2 separate regions of the Homo sapiens genome follow, and region 2 is linked to region 1. Evidence: chromatin loops called from intact Hi-C (ENCODE). Cell type or tissue: mammary epithelial cell. All regions are shown on one strand. Links, peaks and the distances in the headings refer to the core of each region. The heading gives the core; the rest is flanking DNA. Region 1 overlaps LOC124900169 (a long non-coding RNA gene). Region 2 holds the start of LRAT (lecithin retinol acyltransferase).

What was found. Hi-C counts contacts between places; a loop is a spot of excess contacts. Peaks named below come from ENCODE experiments on the same cell type or tissue, not always from the same donor. Only the 100,000 strongest peaks of a DNase experiment are listed, where the experiment ranks them.
Region 2: it touches region 1 in a loop (6-fold over the local background); 2 of 110 quality-filtered maps call a loop at or near these places.

The regions. Positions count from the first base shown.
Region 1 is chr4:154,680,407-154,692,288 of GRCh38, reverse strand. The region is part of intron 2 of LOC124900169 (a long non-coding RNA gene); the gene reads right to left. Among named protein-coding and RNA genes, the nearest start is that of LRAT, 58 kb to the left of the region's middle. In mammary epithelial cell, for the core only: a CTCF peak has its summit at 5,268; no DNase peak of the experiment used is centred there.
Region 2 is chr4:154,736,588-154,748,469 of GRCh38, reverse strand. It overlaps LRAT (lecithin retinol acyltransferase), which reads right to left and starts at 4,470. Exons shown (of 3, transcript NM_004744.5): 1 at 4,248-4,470; 2 at 3,604-4,144. The coding sequence starts at 4,143. RefSeq lists enhancers at 5,119-5,631, 5,632-6,143, 6,144-6,657. In mammary epithelial cell, for the core only: a CTCF peak has its summit at 4,240; a DNase peak (open chromatin) is centred at 4,409; H3K4me3 peaks cover 4,683 bases; H3K27ac peaks cover 4,120 bases.

The DNA.
Region 1 (11,882 bases), core at 2,035-10,034:
TGAAGAGGAGCTAGAATTTAGGTCTTCTAGGGCCATAGCAACAATGGGAAAAATGGTGGAAGAGACTATACCCACATTCAGGTTAGCAGGCATGCTATTCTGCGTTTACTTAAAAAAGTGGGATGTCCTACTTTGGAGGGAGATGTACAAAGAGTTATTATAGAACATAGGTAAGTTACGTTTTTTAACAGCCAACTGTTGAGATCAGCAAAACTATAACCTAGGAAAAGTGTCACTTTCGAGGTAAAAACTGCATATATTTAGAGAAATGATACATTGTATATGCTTGCAGTGGGAATGTAAATTGGTCTAAACCCTTTGGAAAACTTTGGAGTAACTGGGAGAACAAACTCATATTCGGTAAAGTTGAAGAAGATCATATCTTAAGAGACAGTGGTTTTGCTGCTGGGTATGTACCATAGACCAATGGGTCTCAACAGAACTAGTGCCACACCTGGGAGGCAGGTCTGCTTATAATAGTGATGGAGGGTGTGTGTGTGTGTGTGTGTGTGTGTGTGTGTGTGTGTATGTGTTACTGCCATTTAGTAGGTAAGGGCCAGATATCTTGTATGTCCTGAAATTTGGATGGTTTCATTCAAAAAAGAATTGTGCTGGGTCCTTCATGACTTTAGAAGGTCTAGTAGAACATTTATATAGGTGGGAAACCCGATTATAATTATCTAAGAGTATAACGTAACCCTGTTTTAGATATAAATGATAAGTACTCTGTAAGGTCTTATTGTATACCAAATTTTTCAGAGATGCAACTACTAGATAAAGGCAGCCTGAATTGTGTTTTGTTCAGAATGTTACCAAGAGTTCTTCACATTACCAATAGTTGCATCACTTGCAGTGCTTGAGTTACCAGTCTCACAATCTTCTATGACTCTGCATCTGTGAACTGCTTCATCATGTCTCCTAATGTAGTGGAGTGTATTTGTGGTTACTGACATATTGAAATAAATATTATTTTATTAAAATTACTGTTCTTACATTTTTAGTTTATATCATAGAAAGTGTATTGCAATGATTTTTTAAAATGTGTGCAGATAAGTTATGAATTTCATTTCAAGATAGTAAGTGGGATGATACAAAATATTTATTAATAAAAGAGTACATCAGGTCTGATTGTGGTAAGAACTACAGCCCAAGATTAATTCACATATGTACCCAAAGATAACACTAGGTAGAATTGTGTTCTCCAATACGATAGTTATCAATCTCACTAATTAAAACTAAACAGACTAAGAATGTGATTCTTCAGTCACACTAGCTACATTTCAAGTGCTCCATAGCCACATGTGGTGAGTGGCAACAGTCTTGTTGAGTGCAGATATAGGACGTTTTCATCATTGCAGAAAGTTCTTTTGGATATCTTTGGCAACAATATTTATGGTATCAAAAAACTGGAAACAACCTACAAATATCTCACTTATCCATTCCCCTTTTAAGAAGCAGGGGACATGGAGGAATGGATAAGTAAGGTGGCAGGGTACAGGGAAATGCATGAGTAAGTGAGATATTACACAGCAATGAAAAGGAAAGCTTATGTGTATCAACACAAATGAATCTCATAAATAACAATGAGTGAACAAAGCAAAAAGCAGACCTGCACTTTTACAGCATTTAAACATAAAATAGTACTATATGTGGTTCAGGGATCCATATGTAGCAAACACATTTTTAAAATGCATGAGATTGATAAATAAAAAATTCAGGTTAGCAGTTACCTATGGCAGCAAGGGAGGAAATGGAGGCTTACCTGCAATGGTAATGTTTCATTTCTTCATGGGTAAGGACGGCATACAAGAATTCATTATTCTTTATATGTTTTTGATATAAAGAATATGTTTTTAATGTATTTTTATATATTAAATATTGCAAAATAAATTTTTCAATGGAGGAACATTCATGAGCTCCTAAAAGCATGGAGACCTGTTTTGCTCACGGCTCTATCCTTAATGCCAAGCAAAGTGCCTGGCACAGAGTAGATGCTCAATTAATATTTGTTGAATAGTCAGCCAAACATATAAAGGAAAACTTCACATATTATAGTTTGGACTCTAACACAGATGTAATGTGCTTCCATCCCACCCAATCAGGGTATCCAGTAACACAAACTCTTTCTTTTTTAAGAGACAGGGTCTCACTCAGTTGCCAGGCTGGAGTACAGTGGTGTAATCATAGTTTACTGCAGCCTCAAACTCCTGGGCTCAGGTGACCCTCCCACCTGAGACTTCCAGGTAGCTAGCACTACAGGTACACGCCACTATGCTTGGCAAATTTTTTTTGTATTATTATTATTATTATTTTTGTAGAGACTGGGTCTCACTATGTTGCCCTGGCTGGTTTCAAACTCCTGGCCTTAAGCAATCCTCCTGCCTTGGCTTCCCAAAGTGCTAGGATAATAGGTGTGAGCCACCATGTCTGATCACAAACATTTTCTTAATCATACATTAATGTTACAAAGATCTATTAAGGGCCAGCTATAGGGCAGGAGCTCCTCCAGTGTTAGGGTTACAACAATGAACATAAACTAACTAAATATGGCAAGGGAGGGAATACAGATAATAAAGAAAAAATAAGTACGGTAGATAGTAAGTCACATGAAGATAAGTGCCCTCAAGAAAAATAAAGCTGGAAAGGGAAGGGGAAGAGGAAACATTAGATGTTAGGCACTATTAAATAGGGTAGTCATGTTGTTCTCTTTGAACATGTGATCTTTTAGCTAAGATTTGAAGTGAGGGAGGGGGTGATGAGCATGTGAGTGGGAGGGAAGAGCACATACAGACCTCAAGGCAATGGGTGCTGGGAAAAAGAGGCCAGCAGGGCAGAAGGAGCCTGAGTGCCTGGGAGAGGGTCAGAGACTGGGCAGAGCTTTCTAAATCACTGTAAGGACTTTGGCTTTTATTCTAGGTAATACTGAGGATTTGCAACAAAGGAATGATATCACCTGGCTTACATGTTTAACGAATCACTCTTTTGAGAATGAGTGATGGTAGGGAAGTAGAAACAGGGATACCAGTTAAGAGATTATCACAGTCATTCAAGCCAGAGATGATGGCAGCTAGAACCAGAGTAGCAAGAGAGGAGGTGATAAGAAGTAGTCAGATGCTTGGCTTATTTTGAAGATACGGGCACAGCTATCATGTATCCAGGGCATGAGAAAAAAAAAAAAAAAGAGCAGTCAGGGATAACAGGAAGATTTTTGGCTTGGAGCTGCCATTTGCTGAGAAAAGGCAGGGAGCTGGTTGGATGGGGGTGGAATTGCAGTTTAGTTTGGGACGTGTTAAGTTTGAAATGTTGACCAGGCACCCAGATGGAGTTGCTAAGTACACAGCTGGTATATGAGCTTGGGGTTCAAGGGACACATAGAAGCTGGAAGAATAAATTGGAGAGCCATTGGCATATAGGTGGTATTTAAAGGCAAAAAATAAGATCAGATCATCCAGGGAGTGACAGCAGCTAGCAAAGAAGAGAGGAAAAAGGGCCATGTCTTGAGGCATCGCAATGTATAGAAGTCAGGAAAAGGAGGGGGTGGAGGATCAGATAATGAGGTAGAAGACATCCACGCAAAGGCAGTGCCTTGGAAACCAAGTTGAGAAAGTACGTAAAGGAGGGGAGGAGTGCCCAACTGTGTCAAATTATGCTCAGGATTTAAGATGATGACAATAATAGACCATAGTATTAAGCAAAATGAAGGTTATGGAGGACCTTGCCTGGGCAGTTCTGGAGGAGTGGTGCGGGGGGTGTGAGACCCTTCTCATACAGGGCTCTGGAGGGAAAGGAATAAACAAGATAGACAACTCTTTTGAGGCCATTTTCTGCCTAATCTGACTTTTAGACGGAAAGAGAATCCATGTATTCCTGACTAAACAGATGCCAATACATACTGGAATCCAGAAATCTAAACATATCATATCTTATCTCAAAAGGATAGAACACAAAGCAGCAAGAAAAGTTCACTTAAGTATAAGAGTTTGCTTCACTTACTAGAAACAAAAAGAACCACCCAGAGAAACTGTCTGAACTAGGGATCCTGGTAGAAGAAATACTCACCTAAGTGAGTTGATCAACTTTCTCTAATTTTATATGATGCTAAATAAGCCACCTTTAGTTGTCATTGAATCAGATTTTCCCACTTGTACATTAGTGGTTGGAAAAATAGATTAGCTCAGCCCGATTATGTTATTTGCTAGAAAAGCCACTTATCTCATGAGAACTTTAACCCCAGGGACCAATTAACCTGTTGATTTATCCAGGATCAATACAGGTGATTCTCAGATAAGTCAAGCTTAATGTTCAAGAATCATGACAGAAAACCAGGTGTGTTCATGCATGCCTGTAGTCCCAGCTACTCAGGAAGCAGAGGTGGGAGGATCTCTTGAGCCCAGGAGTTCGAGGCTGTAGTGTGCAATGACTGCATCTGTGAGCAGCCGCTGCACTTCAGCCTGGGCAACACAACAAGACCCTGTCTCTTAAAAAAAAAAAAAATAGAACCCCCAGTGAGCTCAGGAGAGTTAATAAACAAGATGTGCCAGAACCACAGGCCTCCAACCCCTACACCTGCCTGCTCTCACCTTTATCCAGCCAACTATCTAAGGGGAAAGACTTAGATGTGAAAGACTGACTTTAGCTTATCATCAGAAATACTTTTGGACACCCTTCAACAGCTGCTGTCAGACCAAGAGCTGAAGAAAAAAGAATACACAAAGCAATTTCCTTCTCACAATATAGTAGTTTGCTAAGTTATTATAATATAACCCTGTGCAGTCCATTATAACAGAGGGTTAATTTTCTAATATAAGGCACTATTAGCTCTTCAGAAAATACAAGTTAAAACAGTGTCCAGAATTTTTAAGTAGGAATCAGTAAAGGAAGGAATACTTTTACAATTAAAAATTCTTATGGAATGGGAGCAAATTATTCTTAGAGCCGAGAAAGCTGAAAGAGCTAAGAAGGCAGACAATTTTCATCACATTTACTGAATTGAATAGTATTTATTGGATACATTCTTTCAATTTAAGTATTCACTTTGTAGAATTACCTATTTTAACAGAAAACAAAAATCTTAAAATGTGTTGCAAAAAGTCTTTTTTTTTTTTTGGTTGCTTTTTTGATGAGAATTTCCCATTGCTCCAAAAACCAAAATGCAATCAGATATTTTTAGTCTTTTCCTCAAACAGAAACTTTTCACATGAGCTCTTTATGTCGAGAGTAGAAAAAAAATGAACTTTTTGTTCTCTCTGAACATATACACCCTCTAGTGGTTCTAGAATTTAATAAAAAACAAGAATGAGAAATAACTGTATGAGCTAATAACTCAAATTATAGACTCTAGATAGAAAGAATGCCTTAACCCTCATGCAGTGCTGGTAGGAAGGTAAATTAGTAGAGCCACTAAGGAGAATAGCTTAGAGGTTCCTCAAAAATCTAAAAATAGAATTACCTATGATCCTGCAATCCCACTGCTAAGTACATATCCAAAAATAGGAAATCAGAATATCAAAGCTATATCTACATACCCATGTTTACTGCAGCACTATTCACAATAGCCAAGATATGGAATCAACCTAGGTGTCCATAAGCAGATGAATGGAAGAAGGCAATGGAATACTATTCAGCTGTAAAAAAGAATAAAATCCTGTCATTTGTAGCAACATGGATGAAACTGGATGACATTATGTTAAGCAAAATAAGCCAGGCATTGAAAGACAAACATCGCATGTTCTCACTCATGTGGGAGTTAAAAAAATTGAACTCATGGAGATAGAGAATAGAATGATAGTTACCAGAGCCTGGGAAGGGTAGTTGGGAGGCAGGAGATAAAGAGTGGTTGGTTAGGGGGTTCAAAAATACAGTTAGATAGAATAAATAAGATCTAGTGTTCAGTAGCACAATACTGCAACTATAGTTAATAATAATTTAATGTATATTTAAAAATAACTAAAAGAATGGAATTGAAAGTTCCTAACACAAATAATAAATGCTTGTGGTGATGAATATCCTAACTACCCTGATTTTATTATTACATGTTACATGCTTGTATCAAAATATCACACGTACCCCATCAATATGTACAACTAATATGGATCCACAATAATAAAAAATTATAAATGCCTTATAAAAATATTGCAAGGAGGGCATTATAAGAAAATTAGGGTTTGGCATATTAGAATATACTAGTCTGTATATTAAGTTTATCTTTGAATGTTGTCTGGGTATTGGCATATTAGAATATACTAGTCTGTATATTAAGTTTATCTTTGAATATTGTCTGGGTATCTGTGGATTTGACACATTTGTAAAAGTTAGGGGAGAAATTAGGAAACTATTCTGTAAGGAATAATCATAAAGTTATGTAACTCTGAAGAAAGAAATTAAACATCCATTTGTAACATAAAATACTTTTATACAAGCATTCAATATTTAAATGCATTCCATGTTATATAAAGAGTATACTAGCATTCAACATTTATATGTATTTCACTTTATCCTATGTATTCACAGTGTTCTAATACCACAAATTATAGGGCCTTAGAAATCAACCAGTCTGTTTTTCTCATTTTACAGGTAAGAAAATTGAAGCCAGGGAAGGTAAGTGATTTGCTGAAGGCCGCAGTCATGCCATGCAGTGGTAGGATCAGAATTCAGATTTCTTGAATCTCAACAAAATGTTTCTCCCACTACCCCAGACCAATGAAGTAAAAAGTGGTACCCACAGCAAAGACTAAAATCCAGACATATCAATAAATAATTTCATCGTTCTATGACAGAAACTAATAAGGGGACCCAATTTAGATTGGAGAACTTTTCCCTGCAGGCCAAAAAGAGAGTAAGTAAAGGAAATAAGCGGTTCAGGGAGCAGGGAGAATACAAAAGTGCATGAGCTTTCTCACTGCTGAGGTGAAAAAGAGTCCATGTTAGAAGAACTGAAAGATGGGCTGGAGTGTGGGGACCAGGGCAAAGTCCCCAAAAGGCTCTGGGGAGACAGACAGGCCCGCCCAAGCAGGCCATGTAGGTCTGGACTGGGTTTATCCTCACAGTAAAAAAATTTACAGAAGGTAGTTAAGCAAAGGGGGCATGTGACTATATTTTGACTCTTCGAATGTTTTTCCCCTTGAATATGCAAACTACATACACATTATCAAAGTCAAGAAAGTAGTATACATTAAAAATTATCTCCCTCTTATTCCTGTCCTACAACCTCCAAGTTCTCTGTCCAGGACCAAATACCTTAAATGTCCATCAGCTGGAGACAGGCACATCTGCATATAATGTGGCTCTTAAAAGGGAATTAAGAGGAATGAAGTCTATACTCTATTTGGTTAGGAATGCACAGTGTAGAATGGTATGCCTTGCATGCCACCTATGTAAAAAGTGGAAGCATTGTATAGAATGCTACTTTTTGGGTAAAAAAAAAAAAAAAAAAGGAAGAACTGCACATAAATGCTTGTCCATGCGTAGAGTACCTCTGGAAGGATTTGCAAGACAGTGTTGGCCCTTGGGAGGGGAATCAGCGACTGGGAGTTGGAGTGAAAAGCTGACTTAATTCTCATTCGATTTTCTGTTGTCTGTTTGAATCTGTACTATGTGCATGCCTTTTAAAAGCTTAGAAAGTAAACATGTAAAGAAAATCATTCCTCCCAGCTTCTTCCACACATGCTATCTCCCTCTTGTTCCCTTCACCTGCCTGCGGGAAGCTGGCCCAGCCTTTTGCCAGCTGCGCAGCCTCCACCCTCAAATCTGCACTCACTCTCTGATTACATGACCCTAGCCAACCTCCACTTTCTGAATTAATTCTTCACCAATTGATGTTGATGCCTTTTAGAAATGTTACATGCCTCATGGGAAAGCTTCTGCTTGAACTCTGTCCTGCTGATAATTTATTCTAATAACAAATTACATCATTCAGACTTCTGTTTATCACTCTTGCTTCCTATTCTTTCTACTCTGTCATCCCAAGTTTTCCTTGCCCATGGAAAACTGAACAGAAAACTGTAAGTAACTATTATAAAATGTTTATGATAAAAAGTAACTTGATTTAAATTTCAGTAGTAAAGCCAAGATAATTTTAAAGAGTTGAGGCTTGATAGGAACACACCTTTTGAAAGACCGTGAGACCAAAGTGCAGGAATGAGTTTGCCATGATGTACCTTTGATCCCTGAGAAATTGCCTTGTCCTAACATGTTCTGTTGCAGAAAAAGAAGTGGTAAAAACACATTTTAATAATGTATTCTATACATATATATAGAGAGAGACAGAGAATATATATACTATTGGCAACTCATTACCTAAAGTTAATATAGAGAAGTATCTATCGTATTATCAAACTACAGGAATCTGAAGCTTAGGGTTCTCCACAAAGTAGTAATTTCCATCCACAGTATTAACCTTCTAATCTTGGTTCTGTTGAGTTCAGCTACATGTTTTAAATTATTCTATTTCTCTAAATTCAGAAGACAAAAAACTTTTTTTGAGTGATACTTCCCTTCAACCAAAATGGGAGAAGGTAGAAAACTGTTAAACCAAGGACCTTTCTTAAAGTGTCTTCCAACACACTTATGGGATCAGTCATAATATTTATATATACTGAAGCACTTTGAAATCTCAAGCTGTTTTAACCAGCTGTCATTTTGGTGTTAAACTTCGGTCATTTTAATGTGAAACAAAGGTCAACAGAGAGTTTGTCTTATTCTTTTCCTATTAGTGAAATCCTTTATAGCTACTGAACTCTGCTTAAACTCCCAACAAAGTCACCATTGCATACTCCTGTTATCTAGGTCGCATGGAATATTATGATTGTTCACAAACAAAATACATAGAAGAAAATTAAAAAGATGAATTAGTATTTAAAGCATTATAAACAGCCAAACATACAAGCCGGTATGGTCTTTATATATTTGGCATTGATTATAATGACACATGTACATCTAAGAGTAACCTCTTGTATGTACACAGCACCAATTCAATTGTCTATGTATCTAAAATAAGACGGCATGGATACGTTTTCATTGTTCATTCTAGAACCTATACTGTAAAGATTATTTCAATTTTTGTTAAATTGTTGGCCTTTAAAATAAAGATACATTATTTATTTTTAAAGCTCATTCACTCAGTTTATTGTTTAATTACAAAATAGTATCTTTTGTCTTCCAATATGTATCCCTGGTTTACCTGGAGATTTTTTCTAAATTTTTAACTCTGACCATAAAGAAAATTAGCTAATATTCATCAGGATAGTAAATTGAACATAAGTATTTTATTATAAGAGTTAGCCATCATATAAAAAGTAAGGGCTTAGAATTATGCATTCAAATCATGACAAATGAGGAACAGTATTTGAATATACCCATGTAGTTCCCTTTAAATGAGCTTTAGCCTGTCTAAGTGATACATTCTTCTGTATAGTATTTTGCTATCGTTGGCACCTAGTTCATCCATCCATTGACCACAAATGTATTGAGCACCTACTATGAGCCAGGATGATTCTTAGTGCTGGAAAGCCAGTAGCGATTACAACAATAACTTACCCTCTGAGAACTTACACTTTAGATGAAAGAAATAAACACATGAACAAGTAAGTCATAAATTACAGACTAAAATAAGAAGGGTAATAGGACAGAGGGTGACTAGGGGAGGCACTATTGTAGTTGTGGTGATGGAGGCTGGCCTCTCTGGGGAGGTTGCATCTGAGCTGATGCCCAATCATGAGATGTCAGAACATCACTTTCCAGGGAGAAGAGGCAGCAGCAAGAACAAGAAACCTGGGCTTGGCATGTTCAAAGAGGAAGAAGGCAGCTAATTAGGGGTGAGAGGTGGGAGGTGAACTCAGTGAGATGGGCATGGTCCCTCTGAGGGGGGCTCTGTGGCCATGGAAGGAGTTTGTTTTCTGCTCTACTGGCAGTGGGACACCGCCACAAGGTCACTCTGGACACTGTGTGGAGACAGGCTGCAGGATGTCGCAAAGGTAGTGACTGTAGGAAAATAAAAAGCCTTTACAGCAATCCAGGCAAGAGAGGAGACGGATTTAGACTGAGGTTTAGCACAAGGTTTGTGTGTGGTGTGTATACGTGTGTTGGGGGGCAGGGTAGGCAGTAGTGGAAGCAATGGGTGCTATCAGGAGACTACTGAACAAATGAACCAGTATGGATAGCGTGGAACTGACTTTGAAGATAAAGTCAACAAAATTGCCACTAGATCAGATGTGGCTTGTGAAAGAGAAGAGTCAGGGGTGATTCCATGGGTTTTGGTCTGAGCAACTAGAAGAATGGAATCACCTGTTACTGAGGTGGGGGGAAGACTGTAAGAGGCACAAGTTTTGGGAGTAGGTAAGAATAGGGAGCTTGATTTTGGACATGGTAGATCTGAGGTTCTAATTAGATATCCAAGAGGAAATGTTGAGTAGGCAGTTGCATACATCAATTTAGAAGCTGAAAAGGGAGGTTGTGGCAGAAAATATACTTCAAGGAGGCATGGACTTTCATGAATCCCTTTGAAAGTCTGTTAAAACCCTCAGATTCCTTCTCTGAATAATTTTTTTTTTTTTTTGAGATGGAGTCTTACTGTGTCACCCAGGCTGTAGTACAGTGGCGCAATCTTGGCTCACTGCAAGCTCCACCTCCCTTGTTCATGCCATTCTCCTGCCTCAGCCTCCCAAGTAGCTGGGACTACAGGTGCCCACCACCACACCTGACTAATTTTTTGTAGTTTTTTTTTTTTTTAGTAGAGACAGGGTTTCACCGTGTTAGCCACGATGGTCTCAATCTCCTGACCTAATGATCCGCCCACCTCGGCCTCCCAAAGTGCTGGGATTATAGGCATGAGCCACTGCGCCCCGCCTGAATAATATTTTAAATGCATAAAATAAAACATTTTTATATTTTTGGTGTATCTAGAATTGGTATAAAAGAAAACAAATTATAAGAAAATATGTCATCAAAATATTTTAAAAGTTATTCTATAGTAAAATACATACTTTTAATTAACACATTAAATAATGATATCAATCAGTGAACATAGTAACCACAGTTACTTCAAAGAAGTCATGCACGTACTTATTTCAAGATATCTGTAAGAAGTGAAATGAGATGAAAATATCTGTAGATTTTTTTATTGGACAGCTACAGCTAATATTCCTATGGTTTGACTATCTAGGTTCACAATTGCAAGAAATACTAAATTTCATCTCCGGGTCAGTGAAGATAAAGAAAATGGAGAAATGTGGGCTTAAAGAGGAAGGCAGTTACACGGACATAGATCCAGGTAAGTTTGTAGATATGATGATGATGGGAGAAGGAAGAAATTCTCTTCTGTTGTTTTCATTTTCTTAGTGAAATATGATGCAAAACCACCAGTTCAGAGTGCGTGAAGGGGGACAGAGAGGAGGTAAGAAACAGTGATCTAGTTCTGCAGGTGAGTGAATGGATTTGAGCTACAGAGTCAGACCCATAAAGGCCATAGATTCGTGGTCATAAATTAAAATAAGGCCCCATCAGTGCAGTCATGTTTTTATTCAGCCAGATTTGGCTGCTCAGGTGGTGGCCACAGTTGGCAGGCAATCGAAATTATCTTTCAACCCGAGTTCATATGCGCGCATTTATCACCAAAAGGCCCTGAGCAAAAGATGATGAGACATGTCTGTTTCAGTGTAGTTTTATGTCTCTAGTTTTTAAATTATAAATAATTCAAACACTGGAAACTGACTAGTCCACTGGGAGCAGAGAAGTTCATTGCTAATAACTGGGGTGCATATTAGGTGAGTCTGTGCATCTTGGGCTCCTGTGGCTGATGATGCCAGGAGCTGAGTGTGAACACAAAAGTTTCAAGATTTATGGGACCTGAAGAGGCCAAAAACTTGTGGCCAGTCCCATATAACACA
Region 2 (11,882 bases), core at 343-8,342, 58 kb before region 1:
CCTGACTAAATATGCTAAATTCAGGATCAATTATGTGACACATAACTGGCTGCTGGAAAAAAAGACAAATATTGTCCTTACCCCTGAGGAATGCATCCTTCTAATATGTGTAATGTTTTCCTTAGAAAAATAATTTTACTTAGAAATGATGGCCTATGTCTGAGTCCTGGCTCCAGCTCTTATTGGCTATGTCACCTCAAGTAGTCAAATGGGAACACTCAAATTGTTCTGAGGATTAACTGAGATGTTTGATGCACAAGTCCTCTGTATTCTTCTACGTGCTGTATAAACATAAGGTATTACAGTGATTATTATTAGTACTCTATTTGTTGACAGTTATCTCTACCATATTGCCGTTGATGCCAGAATGCAGTGATTGTCAGTCATTTCTATATGGGTTTTGCTATTCATACTAATTTTAAGCTCTGTTTCTAGACATGGCATTTTATGTTCTTTTAGGGTTTTCTACAGTGGCTTACATGGTACTGGGCAGCTAGGTTTCCAAATTATTAAGTGATAGAATGAACAAGTTCAATATGTTTTAATACACCACTTTGACAGTATGGTTATCTCTATCCATACTTTTACACAATTACCTAAACAAGTGTGAAACTTATCTAGATGTTGGCCTATTTTTCTATCAGACATACTATTTGTCCTTTTTTAATAAACTAGCAAGGCATTGAGAAGTATACTATTTTAAGATGGTAAAGATCAAATTGAAGTTTTCAGGACAAGGAGAAAAGGAGGTTGATGGAAGACATATTTTTGTAAATGACTAAGTTGTAAATACAGTTATCCTTATTTTTTTCCTTGGTAATTTATAATTAAGTCAATCAGAATCATTTTCGACTGTATTTCCCACAAAAGCAGATTTTTCTCAAAAAGCAACTCATGTCTAATACCCTGTTCCTGTTCACTTGGTCAGCAGACCAGCAGGCATCTTTAGTGGTGCTCAACAGTAGGAAATTTCTAGAAGGGGTCAATAAGTCTGTAGGAACACTCTTGTGAGCACTCAATCCACACAAATTAAAAGGGGCATTTGCAATCATTTTTGGCAATGAAAGAGCAGTATTAACAAAGTAAAAAAAAATCATAGTAGAAAAAGCATAAGGAATAGTAATAGTTATTAACCAAAGGAATTTTTAGTTTACAAAATACTGATTGTCAACAGTATTATAAAAATCCCATTATTTTATGACTTCTAAACTTGTAAAATAGAGTGTTACCACAAAGGAGTAAATGTTCTTTTCCAGTTCATTCATTTGCAAACTAATTGCAGTGTTTTCCTTAGGGGTAGTGTGTTCTTGAGAGTTTTTATTAACTCAAATTTAAGTAAGAGGCAACTTTGTAACTCTCATGTTAATATTAGTTGCATATATGGAGAACTCAGCAATCAGACCCAGAATCAAATAATTTCTTATGTTTCTAAAAAGTAGAAACCAGTCCTTCCTTCAGTATTAATGACCTACTTCTCTCAGTGCATGTTCAAAAACAGTTTGTAGAATTAGGAAATTTGGGATGAAAACTTTTTTTTTTCCCCCGGGAAATCTACTCTGTGGCCAAATTGTTTGTTAGACCATTCAAAGTGAAGACAAAACTCAGTTTCACAAGAGGTGCTATGCAGCAACAGCAATTAAAACACTTCTCTACTTCTGTAGACCCTAACAAAGTTTCCAAAGATGAAAAACTACTCCAACTAGTTATTTATGCAGATTAAATATTTTACTACCTTACAAAAGCACTAGTTACTGTTTTTCTGTAGAAATATATAATGCAGCGCTATATGTGTTCCATGAAAGGGTAACTCCTAATTACCTGATAGAAATACTGTTTTTCCTTAGAGAAATGATTTGCTTGGTTCCTAAGTAAATCTGACATGTTTCCTTTTGTACACTTTGGGAGCCCGTGTTTGTAAATGTGGTGGAGTTCATTTCTAAACAGGCCTGGACTAGAGCTGTGATTCTTGAATCGCTGCACAGTGCTCTAACTGTATTTTTATTTTACTTGGAAAAGAATTCCTAGATTGAGTCTTTTGTGGCTCTATAAAATCTATAAGGAGTTTCATACACCGATCTATAAAAGCAAAATACTTCCATGCTCTCCCACAGAGGATAGAGAAAGATGTTCCCAAATGGGTCAAAAAAATTAACCAAGATGTGGAGCAATTAAAAACTGGTTACATGAAAAAAACTGACTTAGCTTTTTCTGGTCCCAAAAATATCTAAACATGAAGAGTAACACTAAAGCTCATATGTTATTGCCCAGGTTTCCATTATAAAGACTGAACATTAACAATGACTTCTTTAACAAGTGCAATGAAGGCTGAGAAAGTTTCCAATTGTAAGTGAAGTTTCAGGCTTAAAATCTTAACTATTTTTAAAAGTTAAGAGGTTTTAAAAGGAAATAAAAATCCATTTTTCCCTTTGGATTTGTGGCTAATTTAATAATCATGAGTATTTTTTCAAAATACTCATAAAAATTACCTTCCAATGTTTAACATCTCTTCTTGAAAACTAATTGTATTGATCTCTGGGGAACCCATAAACAATGTAATCTACCTTCAGGGCTAATGGGTAAAGGATGCTTAACAATGAAGTCTAGATGAGGATCAAAGCCAACCCAGAAAGAATTCAGAATACCATGGAAAATACAACTCTGAAGCACCAACACAAAGAATAAGGGAACTACCAGGGGGGCCCTCTTACTGGGAATTTTGATAGCTTATAGCAAGCAATGAAAAATCCCTCTATGCAGCTTTCAAAGGGAGAAAACTGCATGGTTCCTTATTTTAAAGGCACACACTTTGTTTATAGTGTTATGGATTAAATATAAACTCTGGACCTCTTCCTTTCAAGTGAAATTCTTGGTTAAAGTTGCAAGCAGCGGTGACTGATTCCTTGTATCCCCCACCCCCAGTCACTTGCCCTTTGTCGTTTGAACTACACTGTGGGTGGACACCTGATGACTTCTGCAGCAATACTGGGCAGCTCTGGAATCTCTGGAAGCGGTCCTGCATTGCCACATCCTTTCTCTAAGCATTTCGAGATATCCTGCAAGGCACGTTGCCATTTGCTTATTTACTTAGCCTACCTTAGGAACACCAGAACTTTCCTTACTTAATCTAGAACTTTAAGAATGTTATGGAAGGCCGGGCACGGTGGCTCACGCCTGTAATCCCAGCACTTTGGGATGCTGAGGCGGGAGGATCACGAGGTCAGGAGATCGGGACCATCCTTGCTAATACGGTGAAACCCCATCTCTACTAAAAATACAAAAATAAATTAGCCGGGCGTGGTGGCGGGTGCCTGTAGTCCCAGCTACTCAGGAGGCTGAGGCAGGAGAATGGCGTGAACTCTGGAGGCGGAGTTTGCAGTGAGTGGAGATCGCGCCACTGCACTCCAGCCTGAGCAACAGAGCGAGACTCCGTCTCAAAAAAAAAAAAAAAAAAAAAAAAAAAAAAGGAAAAAGAAAAAGGATGGTATGGAAGTGGTAGGGGAGGTGTCCAGGAATTAGATCCCTACTCGCGGGGAAGAGAAAAGGTCAGGGATGGGAGGGGGCATCTCCGCGGAGCCCACTTCCCCTGGGAGTCACACATCATACCTTGTCGGACTGGGGACTGATCGGGGTGCCATATCTGCAGTAGGTCACGAAGTGCTCGCAGTTGTTCCACAGCAGGCTGTAGGGGGTAAAGCCCAGCAGCTTTTCAGCCCTCCGCGCCACCTCCTCGTTGAGCAGTGCCTTTTTCTGGAGGGACTCGTCCAGGTGATTGACCAGGATGTTAGCTCCGTAGGCGAAGTCCTCCACTGTGTCCACGCGGATGCTGGCCACTTTGACAATAACGCCCAGGATGAGACGCTTGTTGGAGACCACCTTCTGCGTGCGCCCCATGTCGTCTGTCAGGGCCAACAGGATGTCGGGCATCATGTGGGCAACACGGTTGTCTCCTAGGTAGATGCCATAGTGGGTCAGGTGGGTCCGGGGCACCTCCAGCACGTCGCCTCGGTGGAAAGAGCTGGTTTCATAAAAACTGTTCCTCCCTTTGTCTTCGCCCGCGGCGCCCGAACTAAAGAGCGTGAAGTTGGAGATGAGGAGCAGCTTCTCCAGTAGTAAAGACACCACCTCCAGCATGGGGTTCTTCATCCTGCAGGGAAGAGGGCGTCTTGGAGAGGTGCCGGTGCCACTCCGGCAGGGGCCGGGCTGGGCAAGTTAAGCTCGCCGGGCAGGGGTGCTGCGCTGCTGCTCACCTGCAGGCCAGGTGAGGTACGGCGCAAAGTACGGCCGCTGAGGAGAGAGGAAGGCAAAGGAGGACAGCGAGGCCTGGCGACCGGCTCAGCCAAGCCACAATGGGGAATGAGACGGATAAGGAACCGGTGGCTGACGGCGGGGACAGTGAGACCAGTGCTACAAGCAGCCGGAGAAGGAGCGCACCTGGGGGCCGTGCCGGGGGCAGGGCCGCGCGCGGTGCTCGGAGGTGCAGGCTTCGCTGCGACTTTTTATGGCCGTCGAGGGGGCGGAGCCGAAGGCCGTCACAGACCCGGAAAGCTCACTGATTGGGCGCCGCTGGCGCGCTGCGCTAGCGGCGGGGAGGACGCGGGATCCCGGTTTCTTTGGGAGGGGGGCGGGCCGACTCCCAGCTCCAGGGTTCTGCACAGTGATTCTTTATCGCCGCGGGATCCCGGTTGCACTACTGGCTTTTAAGTGGCCTATTTAGGGAGGTAGAGTCCCAAGGTGTGGCGGCACGAAAGGTCCTGCACCTGTCGGGACTGGGGCGAGTTCCTGGCACTTCGCGGTAGTCTTCGGTGGAAAGTCCTCTTGGGAGAGATTTCTGAGTTGGACCACCTTCCTCTAAAAGGATAGATATGAGGGACTTCGGCTTAATAAAGAGATTGCATTTACTTTGCAAAGTGCGAGCGCCTCGAATGCCTGCAGATTCTTTCCTGACCGAATCTTTCGTTTTGTTTTGTTTTGTTTTGAGACAGTGCCTTGCTCTATCACCCAGAGCAGGAGGGCGGTGGCGCGATCTGGGCTCACTGCAACCTCCGCCTCCCAGGTTCAAGCGATTCTCGTGCCTCAGCCTCCCAAGTAGCTGATATTACAGGCACCACGCCTGGCTAATTTTTGTATTTTTAGTAGACACGGGGTCTCACCATGTTGGCCAGGCTGGTGTTGGCCAGGCTGGTCTCGAACTCCTGACCTCAAGTGATCCGCCCTTCTGGACCTCCCAAACCGCTGGGATTACAGGCGTGAGCCACCGCGCCCAGCCCCTCTTTTTTCAAATGCCCTGAATCCTCCATGCTTTCAGCCGGCGCGAGGGTGTGTGTGTAGGGCGGGGGGGGGGGGGTTGGGGGGGTCGCTACCCGCGAGTCCAGTCCCTGCGCGCCGGTGATTTGAACCCGAGGCCTCTCTGCGCTCCTAGGCACCTGTGGCCGTTGAGTACGAAGCTTCCAACGGTTGGCATGAAAAACGGCGGGGTCCCAACGCCCGCCAGGAAAGCAAGATTCATGTTAAGTTTATTTCTCCGGCTTCAGGGTCACATGGACCCAGCTTCAGTTCACCCACCGAAACTTTGTCCGCCTCCCTTTATTTTTATTTTTATTTTTATTTTTATGTTTTTAAGCATAACCTCCCGGAGACGGCCAAGGAAGGCGAAGTACTTGGATGAGATGCTAAGTTCTTTGCCCGTGCGCCTGCAGCCCGACTCCAATGCCTCCTCGAGGGTGGTCCTAGGGAGCTGCCGGGTGAGGGAGCCGCTGAAGCGTTGGCCGCGCCAGGCTTGGCACGCGATGTCCCCACCGGGTGCTGAGTTCCGTGCTAATGCATTATGTAAATGCTTAAATTCTGCAGACAAAGGCCACAATGGAGAGCCTCGGGTGGCTCCACAAAGCTGCCCAGTCGGCGCTAATAGGTTTCATCAGCAGATTCTACGCACGCCTGAGGGTACTCTGCGGATGATGGATGAAGGAACATTCATTTTACCTGGAAGACGAAGGGGGCCATAGAGACCAGGCGTGAGGGAAAACGGCTCCCCATTATCCTTGGAGGCCGGGCCTTTGCTGCCACCCTCAATCTGCCGTCAGCGATCTGTCCCCGTCTCCCTGCTTGCCGGTGACTTTTGTTCATTCACAAACGATTGCGCATCACATTATAGTCCCAGCAAAGAGGAGAAAACTCCCACAAACGAGTCGAAAGAGGAAGTTGGAGAAGGGGAGAGAGCCAGTGGACGTGGAGATTTTTTTATTTTCCCAGTTTACTCCCAAAATTTAAAGAAAAGCGCCCAGGTGGCGAGTTGCTGAAACTCATCAGCTGCGCACAGGGAGCTTGCTAGCCTCTAGCAGCACAGCAGTCAGCACCCTTCGCTAAAATCGGGGGAGTCTGATAGACCTCGGTGTGTACGTTCAATGCAGACCCGACCTCACACTCTGAACTGGCTCCTCTGGGCCAGTTCTGGGAAAGCGCCAATACCGAAGCCTCTTGTGTCACGGGCCAAAGGGCCCCTGGAGATGAAAGGAAACGTGATAATTAACGGTTTCCGTCCCTGGTGGTCACTAAGGCGGCTTATAATGCTTATGACTGCCTCCACCTGGGGAACTTGAGGGAGACAAAAGCATGGAGAATTGCTTCAGGGCTCCACATAGCTATATACATATATATGAATTCTTTTATGTATATAAAAATATATACATATGTATACATTTTATATACATGAAAGAATTAGCTATAGACTCAATAGCCTTGTCCCACCGCGTTTTGGAAGACGCAAGCAGTGCCAAGCTGATTTGCGTTTCATTTTTCTTTTTCCCCCGGTGGGGTCCACTTTCTGGCCGCCTTCTTGGGAAAGGGCTTTACTTCAAAAAGAAAGGAGGTGAGAGCGATACGAGGCATGAATCTGTATAGGTGGCTCAAGATGCAGATACTCTGCTGCCATGGAAATGAATAGGGCGCGGAGTGTCCATAGTTTCTTGAAGGATATTTTTGCCTCTGATAAATTCCAATTTTTTAAGCCAGAACGTTATGCCATTAAGTGATTTATTTTGCTCAGTGGAATTGCCTGAAAGTAACCCTCTCCTGCTGCTCTGCGTGCTAGGACTTCGGCTTCCGGAAGCGACAGCCCGAAGGAGGCAGTGAAAAGTCTTCATTTGCCTTGTTTCTGAAGTCTTCCCAGAACTCTTATGCGGGAAGCGGTTAGCGATGATTAGGCAGCTTTTCAACTGCAAAAATATAGCGTGGAATGAGCTCCTCTCTCGGCTGGACTTCTCCCCGCCCCCGACCCCCCTTCGTCAAGGACCATTGCAAATTTACTTTGCAAAAGGCAGCTTCTCAATGTTCTCAAAATCTCATCTATTTCTGTGGTTGAGAGGTCAGTTTTTAATGGCTCCCTGGAGGCACACTTCATAAAAATACGTTTACACACTAATAGGCTTATGCCCCCAATAATATTTTCCTACCTGCCTCAATTTTAGCTAAACAAAGGGAAGACTATAGCTGTAGGTGGAAAGGCCCAAGAGAAATCTAACATTAGTTCTTCTAAATCAGAAGATGTCACATGGAGATAGGAGAAATTCCTCTACCCTGAGTAGCTGGAGAGACCTCTGGTTTCCCGGACCGTTAAGAAAGGTGGCTACATTCTGTGATAACGTTCTGCGTGCAAACGCCTTAAATACATGCGAATGCGTCACCAGGTCTGGCGGCGAGATTTAGAAAGAGCCTGGACTTTCCTGGTCAACACTCAGACAGACTGTGCTGAGCGGTCGACTCCCACTTTGGCCACCGCTTCCCCTACCCGCCTGCAGAAGAAGGAATGACAGCTACAGTGTCCCCGCAGGGTGGTCGGCCCCGGGGCAGCGCCCTCGCACCTGCCGCGCTCAGGCCCACGTCCATTTCCCCCAGTAACGCATACAGGCCAAGCAAGATCCGCTTGGGTCTCAGCGCAGAAGAGGCCGAAATTGAGGCTCACAGGTCCCAGCTTACTTCTGCACCTCATCTTCCCACGGCTACCTCACCAGAGGTCCCTGGAGAGTTTCTGTTCTTAAGAACTAGGACAGGGAAGAGGTGCAGAGTTCCACAGAAACCTAACGCCCTAGAAGGCTAACAGATTTCCCACCTGCAGGCTTTTTATCTCTGGATGCCCCCTGCTCCTCAGAGAAGTCTTTGGATGGAAGATATGATCACAGTATTAGTAATAATAATAACTAATATTTACGGTGTGCTTCCTGTGTATTAGGCACTGAACTAAGCATTTTCTTATTTAATCCTCATAACCCTATGAGGTATTATCTCCATTTTACACAGGAAGAAATTGAAGCTTATAACTTCGTCTAGTCAGTGTGCTAATGTGTGGGGATCAGGACTCAACCACAGGTCTCTTTTGCCCCAGGTCCTTTACCGTCACTGGGAAGGCCTGCCTTTCCATCAGTCTAACCACCCATTACACATCATTTATTGAATACCTGCTATATGGCAGGTGCTATGACCAACCCTAGAGGTTCAATAAAACACCTCACCCTAAACTTAGATCCCACAATTTCTTTGTAATCTGTAATTAATTTCCCCTCTTCTCTCATGTCACGAGGTCTAATTTTTAACATCATTTTACTGGGATAGTGAGAATAGAGCTGGTTAAGGTTCTGATTAATAGTATGCCATCACTAGGAAGGCTACAAAATCCTACACCCTCCTTAGGGTGTAGGATGAATCTGGGGTGGGGAAGTTCAATGTCTTACCCAAGGGCACAGAGTCAGGAGCAGAATGCAGGCCCAGTGTTCCAGACTTCATTATCTCAGATTTTCTTTTACTTGAGCTCTAGGCCTGAGAAATTTGGTTTTCTAAACTGCATGTTTTAAAATTCTTGTCCTTCTTAGGGATTATTTTGTTGTTCTTGGATTTTTTTAGATTACTAAATCATTGGGCTATAAATAATGATAATCTTAACATTTGTTTTTTTCTTAGCTATCCATCTATATTCAGTTCTTTTACAAATGTCCAGGTCTGGTCCCCTGGACATAAATAGGGGCCCTAACTAGCTAACTCCAAAGGTGTGGGGAAAACAAAGTTGTTTGTGAACTTTGTTCTGACAGCAGAGGAAAAGAAGCAGACACTTCTCCATGGAGCCTCCTAACTCAGTGCTACATGCAGTGTTAGGCCAATAGGGATCAATTACCCCCTGGGAGGAGATTTTCCCTGGCTTCCTTCCTGGTGACTAGCATCTTATTATGAGGACCTCACTTTAGCCTATTGTCTTTAGAAAGATTAAAAGCTGCAGCTTCAGTTGGTTGTTTCTGTTGTTGTTGTCAATGCTGTTTTGTTGTTTTTGTTTGCCAACCATAAAATAAGAACATTGAACAAAACAAAGAATTTACATTTAGCATTATGAAGACTCCTAGCCCCAATTAATACAGCTTAATATAAAATTAACAACAGGTTGAGGCAGCTGTGATGCAGAGGTAGGAGGCAGAAAGGCAGAAATCCTGAGTTAAGGGCCTGGAAGTGCCATTTACAACAAAATAATCTCAGACAAGTCACTTGCCACCTCTGAGCCTCAATTCCGTCTTTCTAAAATGGAAATAATATCCAGAGGGCTATTTTGAGAATTAAACAGAATCAAATACATTGCAGTATTCTATGAAAATTCATAATGTGATGCATCATCTGCAATATTTGTATTATTCAGAGAAACAAAGTAAGGCAGAGGGGCTTTTCCATTTCTCGTTTGACAGCACAGTCATCCAAGAATGCAGTGTAGACAAAGGACATACCTTTACTCACAAACACGTTCTGAGGACTGGCACAGAGCCACAGGGGTGAGCAGGAAGCAGGCAAGTGTTTTGGAGTTGAGTAAAATGGACACAGTCAGTATGCAGCCAGCACACAGAGACTCACACTCAGGAGATTTGGGAGCTTTCTGAGAGCTCAGCTCCTCTGGCTGTTCACCAATGAAGTGGTTTATAATCATAAAAACAAAGACTAAAACCTGGCATTTGTTCAAAAATGCCTCTCACAAAGCAGAAAACACCCCAAATGTCTATTTCAGAAATGATAAAATGATATCAAGAAATGAGTAAAACATTTGATATGCCCACAAAACATAAAGCATATTCCACTTTTAAATAGAAACAATAAACAGCAAGGCATGTTACTTCTGAGTCACTTGGAAGAAATATAGCAGCTACTTTATAAGTTAATCTTGTTTGCTTTAGATCCTAATTTATTATTATGAGACAATAATAGATATGAATATTGGATGACCCAGGATTGTTAACAAAAGGAAATATGACTATAGCCTTTGGCTACGTATTCAGAAATTCAGAAGAAAGCTGCAGTGCCACTGTATTCATATAGGAAATGTACTGAGAAATTGGGTATTGCTATCATCAAACAGACCAGCATTGAGAAGCATCAGTACTACCAACTACCACAGCAGCAATGAATGTTGCTATTATATTTCAAAAATCCTAAATAGGTAGACATTTTAGAGACATGAAGACAAATAACTTTTAATGTCATGCTTTGCTTTAAATACTCATATCTGATGCTCTGTGAGATTGCTGACCCTCTTGAGGCCTCAGAGCCCTCATGTGTATAGTGTCCTGCCTGTGCTAGACTGGAATGAGATGCTCTCTAAACCCCTCCAAGGGTTCATGGAGCACCGGGCCTACAAAAATCAAATTACTCAGGCCCTTCAGAGTGTCTTAACTGCTAGTCAATTTTCAGGGGAGTAATTATAAGAAAAAGAAGATCAATCACTGTCTAGTACTTAGAAAACCTAATAGGATCCATAATAACTGTTTTAAAAGGAAAAAAGAAGTCATTCATACTGCAGTAAAGGAGTAATTCCATAGCAAAACAAGAAGAGATTGAGCAGGAGTTTGGCAGCAATTGGTGTTGAAAATCAATGGCTCCTTTAATAATGTATCTTCAATTGCAGAGAAATTTTAAGTGACATAGGCACACTATCTCATCAATGATTTGTAGCAATACTTATTGTTGATATGTTTTTTGAAAATACAATGTCTAATATCTAAAGTTAATCTGAAAGGTCAGTGTACCATTCTGGTCTTTTGTAGTTACATTTACTTTTTCAAATGTTTAAAAATTTTTTAGTTCAAAGTAACAATTGTACAGTATCATGGGGTACATAGTGATGTTTTGATACATATCATGCATAGTGATCAGATCAGGGTAATTAGCATATCCATCATCTCAAACATTTATCATTTATTTGTGTTGAGAACACTCAACATCCTCCTTCTAGCTATTTGAAACTACATAATATTATTAACTATAGTCATCCTACAGTGTTATAAATATACTCTTATCTCACACCATGCTAAAAATTCAATGTAGTTCAACTGAAGCTGATTCATACCTAAAAGTCTCATACAACTATAGAAAAAAAAATGGATTTTTGTCTCCAACTTCTTAATTGGGAGAACTCCAAGTGGGCAGCTCTCTTAAGAACCAAGCTGCCTGTGTTTGCCTCTGTAGGTACAAACTACACACTTGACTTAAGTACACTTATTTTTATCCTGGTTTCCCTCTACAGTGACTTGCCTTTAAGTCAGATTACGTAGAATTACTTTCATTTTATTAACATCCAGACTTTACTCATAAAGAATGTGAGTGGAACTGAAATTGGATCACATAGGATTAATTTTTTAAAATTCAGTAACCTTTTCTTTCTTTCTTTTTTTTTTTTGATGGAGTCTCACTCTGCCACCAGGCTGGAGGGCAGTGGCATGATCTCGGCTCACTGCAACATCTGCCTTCTGGGTTCAAGCAATTCTCCTGCCTCAGCTTCCCGTGTAGCTGGGACTACAGGCATACGCCACCATGCCCAGCTAATTTTCGTATTTTTAGTAGAGACAGGGTTTCACCATGTTGGC